Regions from separate parts of the Homo sapiens genome. Here region 2 is linked to region 1. Evidence: chromatin contacts called from ENCODE Hi-C or POLR2A ChIA-PET data. All regions are on one chromosome and are shown on one strand. The core of a region is the stretch at or near the end of the contact, and the rest is flanking DNA. Distances in the headings are between cores, read along the strand shown.

The links. A loop is a pair of places that touch in the nucleus more often than their neighbours do. ChIA-PET counts read pairs that join two places held with the same protein, here RNA polymerase II (POLR2A). Pooled maps may share reads with other maps.
Region 2: a loop to region 1 is called in a map of GM11168, with 2.9 times the contacts of the local background. The contact joins two enhancer-like sites. A Hi-C loop is called at or near these places in 2 of 168 maps with a recorded cell type or tissue (GM11168 and HepG2), 1 of 37 single-sample maps with no recorded cell type and 4 of 50 pooled maps. POLR2A ChIA-PET finds 5 or more read pairs at or near these places in 6 of 52 experiments (BJ, GM12878, H1 and 3 more).

Annotation. Positions count from the first base shown.
Region 1 is chr3:78,917,357-78,921,022 of GRCh38, forward strand. All of the region lies in intron 4 of ROBO1 (roundabout guidance receptor 1), which reads right to left. Among named protein-coding and RNA genes, the nearest start is that of MIR3923, 590 kb to the right of the region's middle. Within about 2 kb of position 1,840, at least 4 of the 41 ENCODE cell types and tissues checked have a DNase peak (open chromatin) inside an H3K27ac peak, as active enhancers do.
Region 2 is chr3:78,870,279-78,873,944 of GRCh38, forward strand. All of the region lies in intron 4 of ROBO1 (roundabout guidance receptor 1), which reads right to left. Among named protein-coding and RNA genes, the nearest start is that of MIR3923, 640 kb to the right of the region's middle. Within about 2 kb of position 2,019, at least 2 of the 41 ENCODE cell types and tissues checked have a DNase peak (open chromatin) inside an H3K27ac peak, as active enhancers do.

The sequences.
Region 1 (3,666 bases), core at 590-3,089:
TAAATGACTATTTACTTATTTTAAAAATATAAAGTATTTTATTAACAGGGACATCATCTTTTAGAAAAATAACAAACGTTTTTGAAATAATTATGAAAAATTAAGCTAAATTATACAAATTTAGGCTATTTTGACTGTGAGGCCATCTTAAATATAAATGTAATTTGTTGAACATGGTAAACTCACTAGTTTTGCATCTAGAAATAATTAATTTTGTAAAATCTGAAATTCCATCATGAATAATCAGCTATAATAAAGAAAAAGAAGGCATACTTAAGAAAGAACTAAAACTGCAGTGTCAAGAAGTCCTTAAACATCCGGAACCTTTAAGCGGAACTTGGCATAAACTCAGATCATGTCCCAGTAAGATAATTTCTCTGGGGACATATTGCTCACTCAGCTTTGAAGGATTTATTTTAGACAGATTTGTCTGGCCTATTAACAATTCTAATCCAAAGAACCTGAAAAAGAAAGCAAGGAAGAAGGAAATGAGTGGTTTTTTTTCCAACCACAACTCTCAGCTTCCATTCAGAAAATATCTTCCTTCATTTTACACTTTCCTATGTGAATTCATATTAATATTTAAGGACAGAAGCTACTACGACACAGAACCTACATTGTTTGTGATTGTTGTATTTCTTTAAGTATGTAGCCCAGAAATGCACATGGAAATGCCATGCAAAGGCTTTCAGTACATATTAACTGACGCTGAATAACAATTGACAATAAGTTAAACATGAAAACATTAGATTGTGAGCATTCAAGTCTGTGAATAGTAGATTTTTAATCAACTATTTAAAGAACACATATATATGGTAAACCATTTATGGAAAATTGTAAAATAATTCTAATTTATTCCTTCTCCCATGAAATAGGTTAAATTGTGTTGATGACATTTACATCTATAGATGTAAAAGAAATCAGAGTGAAAAGCCCATTTTGCAAAGAGAAATATATAAAAATTTGGAATGTCTATGGTCTATAAAACACCCAGAGTGCTCACAGGATGAAAAAAATGTATGAAAACCAACCATGACAGAGAGCGGCTTGGAAAAGTTATTAACCCAGGAAAGATTCTAACATGGTATGGTAACTTTTGTTCAATTCAGAGAACTAAAATTAGTTATATGAATCATTATCCCTTATTTGGCAATTTGGGGATTTTGTTTCAGTTAGTTTACAGCAATCTTTCCTAACTTAGTGTTTGCTCTGTGTTTTATACTCTTTAGGGTATAAAACAATCTCTAGGTAGTCTGTTAGAGGACAGCCAAAAATAATAAAAGACTGGCTCAATTAGATTCTGGCTTTCTTTCTTAAAATTTCCAAGTTTAGACTGTCAACTTCAGCTTTTCTTTGGTCTTCTCAGCTGCCTTCTAAGGTACCCAGGAAGTTAAGTACAAATATCCATATGTCCCACATACTTCTAGGAAACCTCATGTAGAACACAATACTCACAGATACTCATAGCCCACAACCATAAAGTGAGTACTTTATGAAAAAAGGATATGAAAAAGGAAGCATTCTGGCAATTGTCCTAATCTAGGTAACCTAATTCTTCAACACATGTTTCTGCAACCAAGTTAGTGATTCTTTCTTGTGGTTCTGGAGCAAAGGAAAGTACCACACTGTCATAATTTTATCTACACTTACAAATATTTTACCCATTTTGGAAAAAAGGTCAATGACATATCGACAATATGTTATTTCTAAAGTGTCATATTAAGATAATTATGCCTACAACCCTCAGACATATATCAATTTGTGCTTGACTTTCTTACCGGTTATTACATCAGACCATAGGGAGATTATGGTTACGTGAGCTTCAAACAGGCTCAAGTGTATCCTCACAAAGTGACTCACTGGATCCTCTGAACAGGGGAATTCACACACAGACTAGCTTAGACAGTGCAAGGCCAGACTGAAATACTAGTACTTTCACATCACTGAAAGTTACTGGCCAGAGATGAGTAACTTCTTGTCTTTTTTTAACACTGAAAAATAAAAGGTGATTCTGACAATATAAAACAAGCAAGGTTGAGAATCAATTAAGTAGAATCAAAGTAGATGGGCCTAAAAGAAAGCTGAACATGGCCCAAGAACAGCCTTGTCACTGCAAGAAAATGGAAATAGTATGTGCTAACACGGTAAGCCAATTGAAGCTTTACTGCTTCCCAGCTATTTACTTAGTGGATTGTCCTGTCAATATCTAGGCTTTAAAAGATTACCTATTCCATGTCAGAAGATCTCAGTATTGATCCTGCCTGGACATGATCTCCCTGGTCATGTTATTTTACAGGGCCAGATTAAATAATGGTTTCTTTACCCAAAGCTACTTTGTCTTTACATCACAGAAAAAGTTGAGGAAGGTAAATCGATGGAGGTTAAAATTATAGGCCTTAATAAAGGACAATAAAGGCAAAAAGAAGAAACAACCAACTAGCAGTTTACCTCCTTTTAGCCCATCTCAAATTTTATTGGAGGAATCCATTTTTTAGTATACTAATCTTGTGATAACTTGATTTGCTAATAATGCATAGATATCAAAGCCACAGCTTAATCCTAAATGCAAAACATAAAGGTCTGGAACCAATTACCTGTGGCAGGGTGAAAATGTAATAGTTTCATGTGTAAGAAGGAATTAAATGTAAAACAATCCTAACATTGTACTGATTGTTATCTATGATTCAGTGTGAATTCGGAAAACAAATAGGAAAATGTAAATTAAAAACTGCGTATTTTGCAACATACTGACTACTATAGTAACAATTATATTCCCAAAGGAAATAAAATATATCATGCCTTAGCATTATTTAGTGAGAAGGTAATTGTCTTACATACAAGATGAATTTGTCCTACATTTCACTTTCATGATTAAGAATCCTTCATGATTAATGAAAGGCTTTAACTGTTAGAGACAAAATAACATAAGGATTATAGGCATGGACAATTTTTTTTTTCTTTTTTTTGAGATGGAGTCTTGCTCTGTTGCCCAGGCTGGAGTACAGTGGCACAATCTCAGCTCACTGCAACCTCTGCCTCCCAGGTTCAAGCAATTCTCCTGCCTCAGCCTCCTGAGTAGCTAGGATTACAGGCAGGTGCCACCACGCACGGCTAACTTTTTTTTATTTTTAGTAGAGACGGGATTTCACAATGTTGGTCAGGCTGGTCTCAAACTCCTGATCTGATGATCCGCCCACCTCGGCCTCCCAAAGTGCTGGGATTACAGGCATGAGCCACCGTACCCAGCCTTTCTTTTTCTTTCTTTCAGTTTTTTTTTTTTTTTTTTTTTTTTTTTTGACAGAAGGTTTTACTCTGTTACCCAGGCTGGAGTGCAATGACACAAACACAGCTCACTGCAGCCTCAACCTCTGGGCCGTCAAATGATCCTCCCATCACTGCCTCTCAACTTAGCCTCCAAAGTAGCTGGTACCACAGGTGCATGTCACCATGCTCAGCTGATTTTATTTTTTTACTTTTTTTAAATTTTATTTTACTTTATTTTTGCAGAGGCAAGATCTCAACATGTTTTCCCCAGAGTGGGCTCCAACTCCTGGCCTCAAGCAATCCTCCTGCCTCAGCATCCCAAAGTGTTGGTTATAACAGGCATGAGCCACTGCGTGTGACATGGCAAATTTATTTAAACTACCTGAGCCTCGGTTTCATAAT
Region 2 (3,666 bases), core at 769-3,268, 47 kb before region 1:
AAGTTAAGTTAGTAATAATTCCAGAGGTTGCTGATATTAGGGTTTGTTCTGATACTCAATACTATCTTCAAGCTCCCAGACTCTCACTTACGACTTCTACATGCAAGTGTGTTTTCCATGTTTCCTCTTGTAAGCAAAAGATGAATCCTGCAGATTGAAGCATCTCATTCTCACACAGTATTCTCAGAAGGACAGAAGAGGTTAAGAGTAAAAAAGCATTCTCTTGCATTGCCTTACAGGGAAGAAATGATTCTTACACAAGAATGTCCTCAAAAGGACAGAAATTGGTAGGAATAAAAGGCTTTCCCTTGCACTGCCTTACCAAAAGGAAATGTTTCCCAGAAGCACTAGAACAAACTTCCTCTGTAAACAGGAATCATGGCTGAGCCCATCATCAATGGCAAGGATTTTAAAAGGATTGCGAAAATTGCTGAGCCAATCAGGACTTATCCTCTGGGAGTGAACACAAGGCTTTTGAGGTAATTTCAAAATACTGTTAGCAAGAAAAACCATTGAGCAGAGACCGAGAAGTGTCACAAGCCAACAGTACCTGAATCTTTGGACCTGGCCCTCTACTTAACTTAGCTACATGGCCTCGATGAAATTTTCTTTCCTTTGTTAACCTGTTTCCAGATATGCAAAATAGGAATAAAAATAACCACACATGCTTCATAAAATTATTTTAAAGGGCAAGTAATATATTATATGTAAAGTACTAGGTCTATTCCTGGAATATAGAAAGCACCCAGTAAATTACATTTCTCGTTAGCTGTTAGGGTGCTATCAAAAATACGAGATGCTGCATCACCTCTGTTAAGAAAACCTGCACTTGCTTGTTTGATTCCAAGAGTCACCTTCTGAAAGAAAGCAAACCCAAAGCCATGTGAAGACACTGATGCCCATGCGAGTGTGAATGTTTGGAGAGGGATGGAGAGCGGCACAGGGAAGTGTCATAAAGCCTGGTTTACCTTTGTAACCCTACATATGAGCCCACATTTCTCAGAGCCAGTCATTAGGAAGGTCTGTGGTTTTTCATGTGAGTCAGTTTCATTTTTATTATGTAATTTAGAATACACTGAGCTTTAGATTTTCATCTTATGCTTTAGGTTTTCATCCTTTCTATTGGTTTATTAAATTCCTTTTAAGGGATGAAAAACGGAGCTTTCTGATCTTAGCTCTAATTTCCTACGGCATCAGTTGATTTTGCTACAAGATGATGTTGTGTGTGTGTGTTTTCATTCACAGTGCTACTTAATTTAAATAAGATGACATACATTTTACTATGGATCTGATAAAAATTAGGTTGCTACTTTTGCACAATTTTCTTTGTATTATACTTATATTTTTCTAATTCTGTTTTTACAATGTGTGAAAAGAATGCAAGTTAAATTTTTGAATCTACTGTCCTTTCATAGCGCTCAGTACTAGAAAAAGACATTATTTGCATTTATAAGCTTTCACAGCAAAAAAAAAAAAAAAAAAAGAATTTGTAAAGCTAGGTTTCTGGTTTTATAAAAAAGTAACCAACTAATGAAAAATTTTGGTCTGACACAGACCTATTTAAGAATTTCTATATCTATTACCTAAAAGTGGAATTACCCCACCTATTGCTGTAATATCATGCTGCTGATGCTCAACTATATTAAAACACACAATAAAAATGAAAGAAAACCATCTGTCTTTGCTTTAAATTCATGACCCATCTATTTTAAACACAAGAGCTTTTCTGTCACTTGCTATGTTATCGACAATATGAGACTTTAGGTTGAGTCTAGGTCTCTCTGGGCCTTATTTTATTGCAACTATTTTATAAGATGTGAGCATAAGTTGCCTAGCATATCACTGTTTTCTGAGACTTGTGATTACATATACTCTAGCCTGGGGAATTTTCTGACTTCTAACAAATACTCTTTTCTGTGACTACTTGTTCTGACCATCCCCCTCCATTTCTCCTCAACCCATCCTCCACCAAACCTGACTGATGTTACAGTAAGTAGGGCCACTCCTGGGGGAACACAGACAACCTTCCCAGAACTGCCTGCGTGCTTTGATAGGGAAGTGACTCCCAGCTACGCTGAGTTTGGGGGAAGGCACAATTGTCTGGTTTGATAATCTTGTCTGGACTTTCCAGCTCTGCTCTTGTTTCAACTTCCCCTGCTGCAATCTGAATCTATTCTGGAATCCTAACGGACTGGGAAAGAACAAAAGAATTTTTTTTATTGTTACAAGGTTGATGACCTTCTGTTTGATGTTTGACAGTGAGAAGGATTAGTTTCTTTTCCTAACAATCATTAACTGCCTTTGCAACCCTAACATTGTATCAAACAAGCACAATGAAGAAGAAATTCTGTTTAGTTAAAAATTCAAAATTAAATACAAAGTGTCAGGGAGGAAGTGGGGCAGTGCCTAGGTATTTAAAAGCAGATGAGTTTTCAGGTTGTAACACTCACGTTATCAGTAAGCTCCCTGGACAAATCAAGGCATTTGTCCTTCCAAGGTTTTATTTAATTCAATAGCTTGAGTATAAGAGTTACAGAAATTCCCATGATACTGGTAATTCCCAAAACAATGTTTCTCACTTCAGAAATCTTAAGTGAAGAAATACTTATAATATGAAGTAGTAAGGGTGTTTCAAAAGAATAGGTCTTTGTAAGATTTACAAATTGTAATCTGTTTATATTTCTTACCTCAGGAAAAATAGTACATCATTTACAGTTAAGAAAAGGAAAAAATGCCTGGATTAAACAAGACTTACCTGATAATGTTCTTTCCTTTCTTTCCCTTTGTGGAATAAATATTAAGAATCCCATATTCTATTTTATTTACTTTAAATTCTTTTCCCTCCCAAAAACAGTCTTGGGGGAATATTGAAAACTCACCTCTATATATTAAAGGGTTATGTTTAAGTCTCTAAATCAGTCAGCCTCTCTCTACTTCCTACTTTTCTTTCCTCCTTTGTCTCTCCAAGGGAACTCAGGTAGTTCCGTCAGTCAAAAGGGGATGCATTGTGCCACTGTACTTGGACCTCCCTCTGGAGATATCCAATTTTGTCCTATCTCTTCCTTCGAAAAGAAAATAGATGAGCTGGCTAAACTGTTAGATCTCACTTCTGGATTCTCCACAGAATTCTGTCTATGAATTGAAACCCCAGCTGAAACAACATCAAAAACATGAATTCCAATTTTTTTTTCCAGAGTGATAGTGTATGAACGTGTTTAATTACTTGTCATGTGCTTGCGACCAAGTAAACCTCTTCTTACCTATGAGTAAATAAAAAATACGAAGCCAATTTTGGAAAATATTCCTACAAAAATTTCTAATATTTGAATCATATAAAGGGCTCAATATAAAATTAAATGATAAAGGAATACTTCTTCAACAACTAATACTTACTATCATGTATATTCCTGAGCGAGGTTAGGAAATTTTTAAAAAATGCTTTCCTGGGAAGAAAAGTTGAAGAGTTAATGAATATTCATTTTCTGTGTTCATCTGTTTCTTTTCACGTGACTTTTATTTGGGCCATAACTTTATGCTGGAAAGTTTACACTTCAATTGTCTCACTGAATATATACAGCAATACTATGACTAATATAGTTACTTTCATTTCAGTTTTACAGCTGAGGAAACAAGGACTTTGGAAATCAAGCAACTTGTCTAAATTTG